Regions from separate parts of the Homo sapiens genome. Here regions 2 and 3 are each linked to region 1. A link is a contact called in ENCODE Hi-C data. All regions are on one chromosome and are shown on one strand. The core of a region is the stretch at or near the end of the contact, and the rest is flanking DNA. Distances in the headings are between cores, read along the strand shown. Region 1 holds the start of PDE5A (phosphodiesterase 5A). Region 2 holds the start of SPRY1 (sprouty RTK signaling antagonist 1). Region 3 holds the start of BBS12 (Bardet-Biedl syndrome 12).

Region 1 (4,818 bases), core at 1,687-4,186:
CTGTTAATGCCACCAAATATAAAACCAAATTGGAATATTGTTTCATGAAAGACCTCTGGCTACACACAAATTCTTAGGTTATATTCTTTACTCTGACAACTCTCAGCACTTTATTATAACTCTTAAAATTGAGGACCTGCACTATTAAATATTTTACACTTTCATTTTCCAACTTACACTCAACATAACCTCTTAAGAATATGTATACACACATACATATATATATCACAGAAAGTGTTCAGCCTGTTGCCAACATCAACTGTAATTTAAAAACTCTAACCGAAAATTTTTTAAAAGTTTTTTTAGAGCCTCAGATGATCTAAATTTTACAGTGAGCATGGTAAATTTGAGAAATAGGATTTTGATCCTATGCTGCTTGGGAGAAAAAGTAATGGGAAAAGAAATGTAACTCAGCTCTTTCCATTTATTTTCCATTAAAATGTTGCTACACTTTCAAAGTGTTGGTAGGTTCTGAAAATGCAGTGTTCCTATCTATGACTAGTCAAAAACGACCAACAAGCCATCCCTAGTTTACATCTTTAAAAGAAAAATAGGGAACGAAGAAAGGACATTTATGCTGATTTATTAAACAATAACTTTTTTTCTTTAAACTGTTTATAATCTGCCTAAAGAACAGGTCCAATACATACTTTTAAAAATCGGCCTGGTTCTCTGGCCCCCTGATCATTCTATGCGCTGTAATTCAAGGAGAGCAGAAGGCTGGGAATGCGCAGAGTGAAAGGAAAGTGGGTGCAGATGGCCTCAGAGGGGCAGGTGACCCCTGAAAACTGTTAGTCGACAGCAACCGATCATTCTAGACCTCCATGGCCTTAGTGTCTCACGCTAAACTCGCAAAAAAGTGCCCTTTCAGGGCTATCCTCTGGGCGCTCAAGATTTAGGATTTTGAAGGAAGAAGGTGAAAGCGGGGGAAGACGATTTTAAAAGAAGGGCTGGGTTATTAAATTGAAAAGATTAATCCCGGAGCCTTCCCCTCTGTCAAAAAACCCTGAAAGTGACTAAATTGACACCAACTCTGGATGTTCCTTAGGAAAAAAACAAAACAAAACAAAACAAAACAAGATTAAAAAGGGCCCAATTTAAGACCCTTATTAATACATCTGCAAGAGAGCAAAGAATAACAACAACAACAAAAGTTATACAGTCAATTTTCAATGATACATCGTCCCACTGGTGCCACCGGGGCGCCACCACCCAGCACCCGAGACCCGCCGCGCCCCCGGAAAAAGTGGGAAGGGACGTAGGGGGATGCTGAAGGAAGTACCTTGTTTTGTCTCCAAAGGGCAACATAGCAAACGTGGGAAGTTCGTTTTCGAACTCCGCCGATCCTGGACTCCAGGAGGCTCCGTAGGGGCAACAACGCGCGCAGGTGAGGTGAGGTGAGGTCGGCGACTCAGAACCAGCTCCCTCACGGCCCCGGCCTCCGCGCCGCCGCCCGTCGCCTCCCGCTCGCCCCGCGCTGCGCCGCCCCCTGGCGGGGAGCGACCGGCAGAGCCGCGGCCGCGCGCCGGCGAGTGGGACCCGGGCGTCGAACCCGGGCGGGCTCCTCGACCATCACTGCCGGGCGTGTGTCACCCTCCCGGCCAAGACGGCCAGCACCCGCTGCCCGACGGCCGCTGCCCAGAGCAGGCGGCAGCGGGGCACGGACTCTTTCTGCAAAGGGGCGCGTCCTGGAGTCCACGCACCCCGACTATGCATCAATTCCTCAGGCTTCGGGGCACCCGCCCGCCAAGCACTCTCTGCTCCACTCTTCTTGTCCCTCTGCTCCCAGTCTCAATTCCTCCCCAACTCTCCCGCGAGCGTTTCCCACGAGCGCCCCGACTGCCCGCTGCGCAGCCGCCTCCAAAAGGACAGGCTCCCTCCTCCCCGCCCTCCGCAAGGGCCGCCCCGGCGCTTGGCTCTGGACCAGAAAGAGCTGGCCTCTGGGGTCTGCGCTGCCCCTTGGGGTCCGCTCCAGGCGGCGCCTCCCCTGCGCCCTTTGTGTGCACGCCGCAAACCCCTCTGCAGAGCTCTACTTTTGGCGGCACAGCCTTCGGCGGAAAAGCGAGTGAAAGGAGGCGCGCGGGACAAGCAGGAGACTGGAAGGGGGGAAAAGGCAACCGCACTCACTTTGGCAAGGTTCCGTCATGTTGCCTTTGGGCTGTCCCGTGGACTCGTCCCTCACCCCAGCTTCCCCGCCCAGCCAGGGCCAGGGCGAGGGGGGACGGGGGAGGAGCGGAGCCATCAAGACCGACTTGGAAATGGTGCTTCCGGAGCTGCAGGGAAGGGGCTCAGAAACTGTTTGGGTTTTGCTGATTGGATTTTGGGGAACCAGAGGGCTAGAGAGGGGCTAGGGGAAGGCCCGTGAGCACGGATGTATGAAAATAATCATGTTCCCGGGGAATACCAAGAGGGTCGGGGGTGAGGGTGGGAGGTCGGCAAGTACATTTTTGTATTTGAACTTTGTGAGCAAGTTGTATCAAATCCGACACTTGAGTTTTTCGACTGTGCTCGCTTAGAGTTGAGGTTTCTACCTCGTAACAGGACCGAGGACCTACTTCAAAAGCAAAGGGCCTGGGAACAGGGGTGAACGAAGGGCACAATTCAACAGGGGAGAGAAATCAGCCCCGGGTCTTCCGTGGGTCCTCTTCTTACCTGGTGGCTTTTCTAACAAAGTATGAGAAGGTAAAGTCCCAGTGATCGTCCAGCCATGCTTCGACCGAGTCCTGATCCCTCTGCTGCTGCTTCTGCTGCTGGGGCTGCTGCTGCTGTCGCTGCTGCCCGAAGCTGGGGCCGGCCCGCTCCATGGTTGGCACCGCGCGCCTCGGAGGCTCTCTGGTACTGCTTTTCCACCCCAGCTGGGGTCCGTCCCTCAGAAGAACAGGACTCGGCCTCGAGACCCTCCCCCTTCGTCCTGCTCCAGTCGGGCCGGCTTTCGACAAAGCGGCCGGAGCGCCAGGCCAGCCTCCTGCCCCGCCCCGCCCCGCGCGGTTCTACGGGCGCCCAGGTGTGGTGGGCGGGGCCAGGCGCAGCTGCTGCGCCCCCCCCACCCGGGGTCCGGCAGTGTTCCGCTCTCGCAGGCTCTTCAGTCCCCTGGTTCCCAGGAGGCGGCGGCGGCGGCGGCAGCGGCAGCGCCCGGCGAGCTCTCCGGAAGCCAAGTGGCGGCGGCTGGAAGGAGGCCGCGCGGCCGCTGGGGTGCGCTGTGTGCCAAGCCGACTTCTGGGGAGCGCGCTAGGTGACTGGGTGTGTTCTCAGAGTGCCCCAGGGAGGGAAGGTCGCGATGTGGGAAGTTTTGCCCGAAAGTAAGAGATGATGAGACCCTGGGCCCTTTTCCTGGGGCCTGGGAGTGCAATGACCTTCCCGCCTAGCTTTTCCCTAGCCCTACGCTTGGGTCTGGGAGGAGCGGGACCGACCTCCTTCAGAGCCCAGCCCGCTCAGTGACTTAAAGCGGTCCAGCCACGGACCACTGCGGGTGGAGAGAGCTGGGGCGTGTGCTAGCAAGAGAGATTTGCAGGTGTAGGTGGGTAACTTGCAACAAAGCCATACCCGTGCTTAATGTTAATGATAACAGCAATAATTATAACTTAAGTGCCTTTAACCATTGCCTCAAACTTCCCTTATGCATAACTGGAAAAAGATTTACTTGGAAAAGAAAAAGCAAACAAATAATTTCCAATGCTTTGTGCATGAAGTTAGAAAACAAGGGCACCTCTGTACAATTAGGTTAATCCGAGAGCACTGGCGCAACCCAGGTGCAGTCGAGGGCAACCAGTTATCCCAATTTTAAATTAATGCATCATTTTAATTAAATTGGAATTAACACTCCCTCAAAAGTATCCATTAAAAATGGCTCAGCCTTTTTGTCCAATCCCTATCTTGCTTCTTTAAAAAAGGAATTGGTGTCATCCTTTGCTTTGTCTGCATCCCCATCTTCCTGTCATGCATTGGCAGTTTTAATATGGCATTTTGCAATGACCTATATTTTTTGGTAGAATTAAATCTGGAATTATGGGTTGCACAATGTGTGAATGACACCATTAGCAGTGATATAAAAAAAAATGAGTTAGCTGATATACTTCTGACAACTTCCTTCTAAATACTCTTGGCAAGAATTTAAGGCATTATTCACTACATAGAAACACATCATTAAATTGATAATCTGAGAACTTTTAAAAGTATCTTCTAGTCCCCCAATGCAATGGTTTATCTTTCCTTCATTGAGTAATTGACCTTTTGCGACTTCAGTTTTTCTGAAACTTTACTGCTGTATGCAGGTAGCCACAACCAAAGAAAAGCAATCAAAGCAGTAGAGTATGAACTAATGGGTGATAAATTATATTGGATTTAGAAATGAGAATTCTCTCCTAATGTGTTACTATGATAGTGATTATAGTGCTCATGGAATACAGTCATGCGTCACCGAACAACAGGATACATTCTGAGAAATGTATCCTTAGGCAATTTCATCCTTCTCTGAACATCACAGTGTACTAACACAAAATAGATGGCTCAGCCTACTACACACTTAGGCTATTGCTCCTAGACCACAAATCTATACAGCATATTACTGTACTGAATACTGTAGGCAATTGTAATGCAATGATATTTGTGTGTCTAAACATATCTAAACATAGAAAAGGTACAGTAAAAATATAGTATTATCTTATGGGACTCATATATGTGGTCTGTCGTTGACTGAAAAGTGGCACATTACTGTGGAAAGTTTCTCCTCAGTACAGTTTTTTCTTGTGGAAATCCATGCATTCCTCCTAACAGGAGATCAATCGTAATTTAAAACTCTGCTTATCTACTAAAGATGCA
Region 2 (4,818 bases), core at 822-3,321, 3.8 Mb after region 1:
CATTGTTTTTCATTTTTGGAAAAATTTCATACTTCCGTTATCCATTTTTAGTCAAGTTACAATGTAATTAAACTTACCAAGTGAAAAACAATGTATACTTTAAGCTAAAAATTTAGAATTTCTACAAAGTCTTATAGTTGCGGGGAATCAGGAGAGGCAAGTTTCATTCAATGTCTTTTAGAACCAAGGTGACAGAGCTATACGTACATTTATTTGTAATGTAATATTTAGAGAAAAACATATTAATGCATTTTAGTGCTAAATGACATGGAGGGTTATTGATCAACTCTGTACAGCATATTTAATTTCTTAATACAACATGACCCATGGTGATGGTGTTTTAGATAAAAATCTCATGGATTTGATTATTATAATTTAAAAATACTTGATCTAATGAAAATTATTTTAATACATTTCTGGTTGAAATAGAGTGTATTTGCAATAGAAATCTTTCAAATATATTTTGTAGGATTTATGAAGGTAGAATGTTCAGTGCTCCCTCTCCAGGTTTTATCATATTGGTGAACTGACCTCTCAGCTCACAACTGTGGTAATAGTTTTGAAGAACCAAATAAGATACTCTGATAGGATAGTCTATTTTTGATTTGTCTATTCCAAATACATTCACAAGAAACCTATCCATCACTAGTAAAATTTCATTACATCCCCAAATCTAATGAGATCTATGAAAAAAATACAATGAAATCAATTTTATTCTTTTAAATAGCCTATTTTAATACAATTCATAATATTAAGAGTGAATATGTAGCTTTTTGGCTTGATTCTTATTCTATGCTATTTTCTAATGATGCTTTTTTATTGTTATTCATGTTCTTAACAATGCTCTGTGTTCTTCAGAGGCAATTCCAAACACAACTTTAATTTTTGAAAGTGCTCAGACATTTGAAAGTCCTGTGTGTGTGCGTGTGTGTTATGTATGTATATATTTATAGTTTCAACAGAACCACTTGCTATTGTAAATGAGACTAAAAATGTACTTTGAACTAAAAATTTCCATACTTATATGTTTATATGATTTAGATTCTAGAGTTTTGTTATTGTTTGCTTTGTTTTGCCAGACTTTAAGCTACTCCTGATATATAGTACCTGGAAAAATATTTCCTTTCCACTAAGTTTTTGGTCTTTAGGTGGCTTTTAAAAGTTTCTACGGAACCTTCAATTCCACAAAAAGTTATCCTCACTGCAGCATGAAAAGGCACAACTTTGATAATAAATGCCTAAAATCCCATAGTTTGTAAGAAAGTAGAAATCAAGTTTCCTACTTAAAGTGTTTTTTTTCCAGTCATATCAGCTATTACTAAGAATTATAAAACTTCTTGATAAATTTTTTCTATTCTAATTAATTGACTTTTAGCTAATTAAAAAATATACGGGTTTGTATTTTTTGCAAAATTATACAACTATATTACAAAATTGAAAGAATTTGGTTTTTTCTCCATGTGCTTGATTTTTGGGAAATCATATAACAAGCCAAGGTAAAGCAATTATTTAAAAAACCCACAGCAGAAAATTTCACCTTTATTACATATGCTTATATTACATTTGCAGTAAGGAGTGCCACCTTTTGAACTTTAGGTTTCACATATTCTGAACTTTGTTGTAAATAGGAACTGTAATGTTATATAATCATCTTTTTGTGTCAATATACGTTTTCCCTCTAGTTGGTCAGAAGTGATGGCTTGGCATACAACTTTTTTCATTTTCTTTTATTCTTCACAATTCTTTTCTAATTCAACTTAAGAGTAGAGTCCACCAATCCTTTTAATTGAGATCGACAACTGAAGATTGCTAACTAAATCCGAATGTATTCCTCTATGACAAACTGCATTTGCAGAATTTTTAGAGGCACTCCCGAAGTTTTAAGAGGATGTTTATTACACGAGTCTGTAGGGCAACATTTCCAAGTTGGTACACATAAACGAAAGAGGAAACGATAGTTAAGGAAATCCTGTTCCAGGTTTTCGGGCAGCCCGAGTGATTGACACATGATATCACCGGAGGCGTGTCCTGGAGTGGAGGTGGAGGTGGAGGCAAGGAGCTGAAATTCTGCGTAGCCGGAGTGAGACCGCTCTGCAAACCACTGCGTGCTTTGCAGAGTGATTATCAGCACAGTTCCCTGCCCTGGATAAGGAACAGCTACAGTCGCTGTTAAATGTGCCTGAAAAGCAATTTGCAATCTTTGCATTAGGTAAGTACCGTTTCCTTCCGTAGACATTTTAGGAAAGATAAGGTGAGAAATGTTGACTTTTGCAAGGAACTGAACATTTATTTATTTGAACTTGCTTTCCAGCTAAGGTTACTGGTTGCATTTCAAAACACCGGTAGCATTCCCACTGCTAAAACTAATGCTCTTAAAGTAAATGCTACCGCTAAAAGAAAAAGCAGGGTCCCTTTCACCTTTCCTTAACCGAACAGTAGACGTTTAAAGTCTGAAACGATCGAATTTGTGAAACACAGAGCCGTTAATGCCTTTATGCGAAGAGGGGCTAGCACTCGGTGTGTGGACCAAATGCGTGTTTGTTTAGGCATTGTTGGCGACCGAATCCCGAGTGAAGCATTGGTTTAAAACCTGAATTTCCCGTCTCTGTGTATTGATTCCTAACGCGCAGAGGCGTTGCTTGAACGTTGTTTGAACTCCTAGGCATTCCAGGGGGCAAAAGCACCTCGGCAAAAACGTGCAGGACTGCATGTTACTTTGGTTCGCGGCTGACACGCCGACTGTGCGCCGGCCTGTCAATCACCGGGAGCAGCAACAGGGAGCACATGGCAACGGGCTGCGGGCGAGCTGGCCAGCGGCCCGCCCGGGGTCCCAGCCCTTCGAAGAAAGGGACATTCACGAGCTTCTATCTCTAATTCTCTGTCGCAGGCATTTCGGCCGTGGAACCCCAGGCTCGGAGGACTGGGTGTGAGCGCTGCCCGGGAGAGGCTGACCTGCCGGGACCGGAGTGCCCGGGGACGCTGTGCCCCCACTTGCCCAACGTGCGGAATCGGCTAAGCGCGTCGGCCTGCGCGGGGCACAAGGGACGACGCCCGCCTTTCTCTCTCCGAGAAGGATCCCCAAACCTCACTCTCTTCACTCCTCCCCGCTAAAAAAAAAAAAAAAAAGAAAAGGGTAAAAAAATCCCCCTCCCCCTCCCGGCCGCGGCAGCCTCTGCCTGGCAGGCGCGTGCTCCGAGGTTTCGCCGGGGTACTGCGCGGCTCCGTGACCCACCCGCCGACGGCGGTTCGGGCCCCGACCCGGGCGCTGCGGAGTCTCGAACGCCCGTGACGTGGATTTTTCGCTCGTCAGGAAGCCGCCATCCCTTCCTTCGTTCCTTGCGAGGAGCGACTAGAACCCGAGTTCTCTGAGCACACCGTGCCGTCAGCTGGCCCGTCACGCACTCGACTCCGCCACTCCCCTACTTGTTTTTCTGAGACTTGGGAAGCCTTCCTGAAAGGATTTGTAAAAACTGGTTCTTGGAAAGGGGCTGCAGAAGACCTCCCGAGGTGGATGTTACTGAGCCGCCCGGCGAGCACCAGCCGTGACAGGTCCGGGCCCGGCCGCGCGGAGCCGCGGGAGAACTGCCCTCCGCAGCCGGAAGGGGGCCGCGGGGAGCGCTCCTGGCCGGTGGCGGCGGGGGCGGGGGAGGCCGCGAGCCGAGGCGCTCCAACTCCGGCGATGCCGCCTCGCCCTCCCCGCCGCGGTTGATGCGGCACGTGCACGCCGCCGCCCGCACCAGGACCTGGGCCGGGTCGCACGGCTTGGCCCCCGGCCACCGCTTCGGCCTAGGTGAGTGTGTGCGGCGGCCGCCCTCGGCCCGCTGGGCTGTAGGCGCGCGGGCGGGGCTCGCTCGGCGCGGCAGGTGCGGACTCGGCGGCGCTGCTGCCCGAGCCAGGACTCCGGGAGAGGAGGGGAGGGGAGGGACGACCTCGCTCGGCGCGGCCCCTCCCGCCGCTCCCTGCCCCCTGGGGGCCGCGGCTTCTGGGGGCTCAAGGTTGGGTGGCGGGGTGGGCGACGGTCTGCGGCTGCGGAACGTAACAGGACAGGGTCTCCTCCATCCCCGATTACCCGGAGCGGCGGCGCGGTGGCCCAGGTTGTCCTCTCGGAGAGCCCTTCACGCCCAAGGGGGATTTCAGGCGGCTCTGGGGATGTCCCCGGAGGCCCTCTTTGGAGGAGTGTGCCTCAAGCAGGGGGACGACAAAGGCTGTGTGTGTGCGTGTGTGTGTGTAGGCACATCCCCGGAATTCGCCGATTACCCCCTCGATAGAATTAGGCAGCCCCAAAGCCAGCCGCAACTTTCTTCTGGTTTGGAGCACAGTGCAAAGACAGGGGAAGGGAGAGGGCACTGCCACTTTAAAAGTGGGGAAGTCGGCTGGGCGCGGTGGCTCACGCCTGTAATCCCAGCACTTGGGGGGGCCGAGGCGCGCTGATCACCTGAGGTCAGGAGTTCGAGACCAGCCCGACCAACTGATGAAACCCCGTCTTTACTAAAAATGCAAAAATTAGCCGGCCGTGGTGACGCGCGACTGTAGTCACAGCTACTCGAGAGACTGAGGCGGGAGACCCGCTTGAACCCGGGAGGCGGAGGTTGCAGTGAGCCAAGGTCGCGCCACTGCACTCCAGCCTGGGAGACAAAGTGAGACTCCGGCTCAAAAAAAAAAAGTGGGGAAGTCCGCCCTCCTGAGCTCATGGTAACCTCAGCCTCCTCCCCTCCTCCTACCACAGAGAGAGGGAGAAAGAACTTGTTTTCATTCATAACTTTTTCCTTTTCCTTCTTCCGTCAACTATTTATTCAGTGCGGATTGCAGAGGGCGCAG
Region 3 (4,818 bases), core at 993-3,492, 3.1 Mb after region 1:
AATGAATACATTCAGATATTAAATTATAAAACTGCATAACAAATACAAATTTGTTAATTTTCCACAAGGACTAAAACAACGCTATTAATAACGAGTAGTCTTTTTCATCACTCTCAAAACATCTTCCTCGTTTATTTCTCCATCTCTATCATGATCAGCTTCATCAAGCATTTCCTGTAAAACAAAATGTAAATATATGAAATACATTTAAAATGACATAAATGAAGTCAAACACATATTCAAAACCAAATTTTATTTTAAATGCATAAGTGCAACTAAAGTTAGAATTATAATCCTAAATTATCACATAAGTTATAATTACATATAAATTATAATTATAAAAATAAGCAAAATCTACCTGAAGTTCATCATGTTAAATTTTCCCCTGGTTTCTTAGCAAACCTCTTGATACCGGTTAGTATTATACTTCCAGTATCATCATCATCAAATAATTTGAAAGTCTTCAATATTTCTTCTTTTTCATCTTTTTTACTCTTTTAAAAAAGAAGCAACTATCCAGTCTTTCATTTATTTATTTTATCAAGCTGGACTTAATTAGATCTTTGGGGTCTAAAGCAGCAATGTGCCAAGTAGCTGTGTTCTGATTTTATTTATTGGTCTTTTAACAATTATGTACTCACACCTGCCCTCAAGGTGCTTAAAGGTAGAGCTTGCTAAGGTGGAGAAGGCACAGGGTGGTCCAGAATGCATCTCTTATTAAACCTCATAATTCAGATCCGTTACCAAAAATGTAAGCTTCAAAATGGAAGGTTGTATCTTTCAATGCTCCTTAGAATAGTGCCTGGCAAAAATAGGCATTCAATATATGTTGCTGAATTAAAGGCTTCCAAATTCTGGCCCCATTCTCTCTATCCTGCAATATAGCCTCATTATTTCCTGACAAAAACCTCTTCTCCACATCATAGTCTTCTCATTACTACCCTGAAAACATATTTAATCTTGCTCTTCCTATCTCCCATCCTTAAAAACCTAGTTCTAATTGCTTCTCTATAAAACTTCTGATTGCTCCAGCCCTAAAATGTAGCAGGTTATTGCTAGTATTTCTTTGAAAAATAAAATCATAACTATATCATTTTTATACTCATAATGGCAAAAAAAAATCTTCAAAACTAATGGTGCCAATTCCTTCTTTATCAACTTCAGCTACCATTTTTTAAATTTCTTCTTTCTTTGGTTCAAATCCTAAGGCCCACACTGCAATCTGAAATAGGAAGAAAAGGAATTATAATATGCCATGATTTCTTTCTAAGCTTTTTAACTCCCTATTAAGAGCTTCTCTCTTTTCTATTATGGACTGAGCATAAACAGAAAATTAGGTCAGCAGGCCTGTGTTTCAGTCCTACTGTGCCATCATGTACATCACTGTTACACCCTGGGCTTTTGCCTACTCATTTATAAAACACAATTAAAATGCTTAACAAGATATCGTTTTGCTAATGCAGGGCAGGCATATGCACTGAAGAGACTTTATATTAAGCTTTCAGAAGACTACTTTTAAAGAAAGCCTTAAAGATTGCCACAAATAATATGGTTTTTAAAATGATTTAGAATTAGAAATAATTTCAGAACCTTCTTTTACATCGATGGTTCCAGACCCATCAATATCAAATAAATTAAAGGCGTCTTTAATTTCTTGCTTTTGGGATTCATTCAGTTCAATTTTTGCTGCTCTTTTCTTCCATTGGTCTGAACTTGTATGGTAGTTAGATGCCTGTAATACACACACATATGGGTGAAAGATAAATTATATAACTGGAATAGTTAGCAGAACCAGAATAATTGATGATAAACTATATTAAAGTACCTATTTCCTACTATAAAATGAATCTCAACAGGAGTAAGGAAGGAGTGCAGTTGCTGCCAGGGGCAGCCTTCCTTGCTCTGGCGGAAAAACTTCGGCCCCGGCCCCAGCAGAAGGTTACAGCTTCACACTCACCAGGTCCCCAGCCGGCAGCCGGCGCTCTCAGCCGGGACCTCCCGGCGTCACCTCCCGCAGCCCCGCCCAACCCAAGTCTTCACAGCTCACTGGCGGTTGCTAAGGCCGCTCTCACCGACCTCTCTCAGCCCCGCCCACCCAGCCTGAGTTATTGACATCCAGTTCATCCAATGGACAGAAAAAAAGGCCTTTAAACCAGCCCTTTCTCTCTACTCCCTACCAATAGCGTGACGTCCCCGCCTTTCGCAGCCCGGCGTTAAGCGGAACTTCTCTCTCCAGCTGTGTCTCTTAGCAACTAAGCCCCCGGCTCCTCCAGAAGCCCCTCTTCGCACATGCGCAAACTGCGGACGGGGAACTGGGCTCCCTAGCCCTGGCGTTTTTGGTGTTGCTGTCCCAGCCAGAATCGCGTCTGGCCGGTGGGAAGCCGGGAACTCCAGCCCCCTGTAGGAGAGGAGAAAGGAGCGAGGTTAGTAGTGAGGTGCTTCCGCTGACTGCTAAGCTAAGTCTTTCCTGAAGACGTGGGAGCCCGTGTGTTTGATTTTTCTGTCCTCTTCGGGCCAGGGAAAGAATGAGAATCTAGGGCCTGGAGGTCCTGGGGTGAATTGGTCCAGCATGTGGCTAGGAGTACTAGAGGAAGAGGGGACTGCCCTTTCTTTTTGCCGCTAGACTTTCCTCATTTTCTACAGTGCCTGGAGCTGGGCCTTCAGCCATTTACCTCCTCCCTGTTTTGGGCAGGGATTCTGGCATGGTAGACACCAGAATTCTGTATAGCAGTGGCATGGGGTAACAGTGTCGTTGGAGGGACGTGGGTATTGGGATAAGCATGGGTCTTGGGATGTATTTAAAGCTTCACTACATACATAGATAAACGTTTTTACATGTTTCGTGTAGCATTTGTTTACGAGGTAGGACTTTGGCCCCACCCATAATTACTATCGGACCCCGCCCTCCAACCCCAACACACACACACACACACACACACACACACACACACACACACACACACATCCAGCCATTTCCTTGGCCCAGTCCTAAGATTTGGCCAGTTGTCAACGATATCAACTTGATCTGCACTTCAGAGTCAGACACAGGTAGTCTGATTATCCAGTTGATTCAGTAACGGCCTAGATTTAGATACTTGTGAAACTTTTGTAAACCAACTCAATCTCTTGTCCAGAGGGCCAGATTTACTGCTTCTGCCCGTTCTGAATTTGGCCAGGAATCAGCTTAAAGGACAGGGGAGAAAGACTGAGGTAGGATGGACCACTGACTTCCTGGTGGGAATGAAGGAATGAGAGAATCTTAAAACTTCTAACCTTTAATTGCTCACACATGCGGACCCCTTTTATGCCTCCTACAATGTCTTCTCTAGAGGAAATATTTTCTAAAAATTATACTGGATTCTTCAAAAATGGATTCAGGAAGAATACTAACTTTAGTCTTTTTTTTTTTTTTTTTTTTTTTGTCTCACTTATCTTCCTGAAGGCAGGAGAGGAAAACAAGTGCAAAGTGCATTCTTGAAGCACTCTGTCAAATCACTTTTCATGCTTCATTGAGTAGAAACATGGCACATTTTCCAAAGCCATCAGCCTGTCTTGTTCATATTATATCCCAGACAGACACGCAAGTATTGTAATCATTGATAAAAATCTCATTAGGCTTCTGGAAAATAGGTAAGTTTATCCTCATATTGCAGGTGATTTTTCCATATAAAGTTACCCAGTGAAAATTAAAATGGCACAAATCCAAGATAATTTTTGAGTTAAGTAAAATGTGGTCACTTTAATATATGATTTTTCACGTCATTTATCTCACTTGGAAAGTTGCTCTTGATCAGTTTCAAGGTCATACACTTTTTTTTTTTTGAGACCGAGTCCTGCTCTGTCGCCCAGGCTGGAGTGCAGTGGCTCAATCCCGGCTCACTGCAAGCTCCACCTCCCGGGTTCTCGCCGTTCTTCTGCCTCAGCCTCCCGAATAGCTGGGAGTACAGGCGCCCGCCACCGCGCCCGGCTAATTTTTTTGTATTTTTAGTAGAGACGGAGTTTCACCGTATTAGCCAGGATGGTCTCCATCTCCTGACTTCATGATCCGCTCGCCTCGGCCTCTCAAAGTGCTGGGATTACAGGCGTGAGCAACTGCGCCCGGCCATATACTTCATTTTTAATACTAATATTAAAAGGATTTCTTAGACCCAGAAATGAATAGTGACCAAGTATATACTCAACCCAATCCTAATTTCGAGGATCTCTTGGATCATGTTTGATCTAATGACAATTAAATGGCGGAGTAGTATATTAACCTATTTTTATATCACTATGATTTAGGCTTTTATATTTGGAATATTTACTGCTAGTTAAAATGTTTTTTTAATTGTAGGCTCAGATTCCAACTCCCAGATCTTGAATAGGATGTAATTAGTTTTGAAAACTAGCTATTAACGAATCTAACTGCACTTTAGAACATTAATCATCATCATTATCCAGGAAAACATTAAACACATAGGCACTCTTAAATCTCCCAAATGTATTTAATGTTTTCTATATGTCATGCACTATGCCAACTACTGGGTGAGTTCGAAAGAAATAAAAATAGAATATAAAAGATGAATAACTAAGGAATCTACAGATTAGTGGGGGAGCTAGACACAAACATAATACAATGTTTTTAATACAGGGTATTTTTAATCTGCTTTGGTAGATGGGTATAGAAAGTGCGTTGGGAGCACAGAAAGGAGGGACAACTCTACCCCAGGGCATTAGAGAAGTCCTGATAGGAAATGAGGCATTTGCGTTGGGTCATGAAAGATCTATAGCATCTATGGAGATGAAGAAAATATAGACTATTCAAATCAGTATAGCTTA

Evidence for each region. A loop is a pair of places that touch in the nucleus more often than their neighbours do. Pooled maps may share reads with other maps.
Region 2: a loop to region 1 is called in a map of CD4-positive, alpha-beta memory T cell, with 12 times the contacts of the local background. The contact joins the promoter of SPRY1 here to the promoter of PDE5A in region 1. A Hi-C loop is called at or near these places in 2 of 168 maps with a recorded cell type or tissue (CD4-positive, alpha-beta memory T cell and naive thymus-derived CD4-positive, alpha-beta T cell) and 5 of 50 pooled maps.
Region 3: a loop to region 1 is called in a map of CD8-positive, alpha-beta T cell, with 5 times the contacts of the local background. The contact joins the promoter of BBS12 here to the promoter of PDE5A in region 1. A Hi-C loop is called at or near these places in 3 of 168 maps with a recorded cell type or tissue (CD4-positive, alpha-beta memory T cell, CD8-positive, alpha-beta T cell and naive thymus-derived CD4-positive, alpha-beta T cell) and 7 of 50 pooled maps.

The regions. Positions count from the first base shown.
Region 1 is chr4:119,625,868-119,630,685 of GRCh38, forward strand. PDE5A (phosphodiesterase 5A) reads right to left here and starts at 2,937. Exons shown (of 21, transcript NM_001083.4): 1 at 2,653-2,937. The coding sequence starts at 2,804. LOC107986192 (a long non-coding RNA gene) reads left to right here and starts at 1,923. Exons shown (of 1, transcript NR_165235.1): 1 at 1,923-4,818. RefSeq lists silencers at 1,371-1,650, 2,871-3,270 and an enhancer at 1,781-1,830.
Region 2 is chr4:123,394,724-123,399,541 of GRCh38, forward strand. SPRY1 (sprouty RTK signaling antagonist 1) reads left to right here and starts at 2,072. Exons shown (of 3, transcript NM_001258038.2): 1 at 2,072-2,209; 2 at 2,888-3,133. RefSeq lists a silencer at 3,507-4,056.
Region 3 is chr4:122,730,462-122,735,279 of GRCh38, forward strand. It overlaps BBS12 (Bardet-Biedl syndrome 12), which reads left to right and starts at 2,243. Exons shown (of 2, transcript NM_152618.3): 1 at 2,243-2,423. It also overlaps the pseudogene CETN4P. RefSeq lists a silencer at 1,913-2,132 and an enhancer at 2,493-2,702.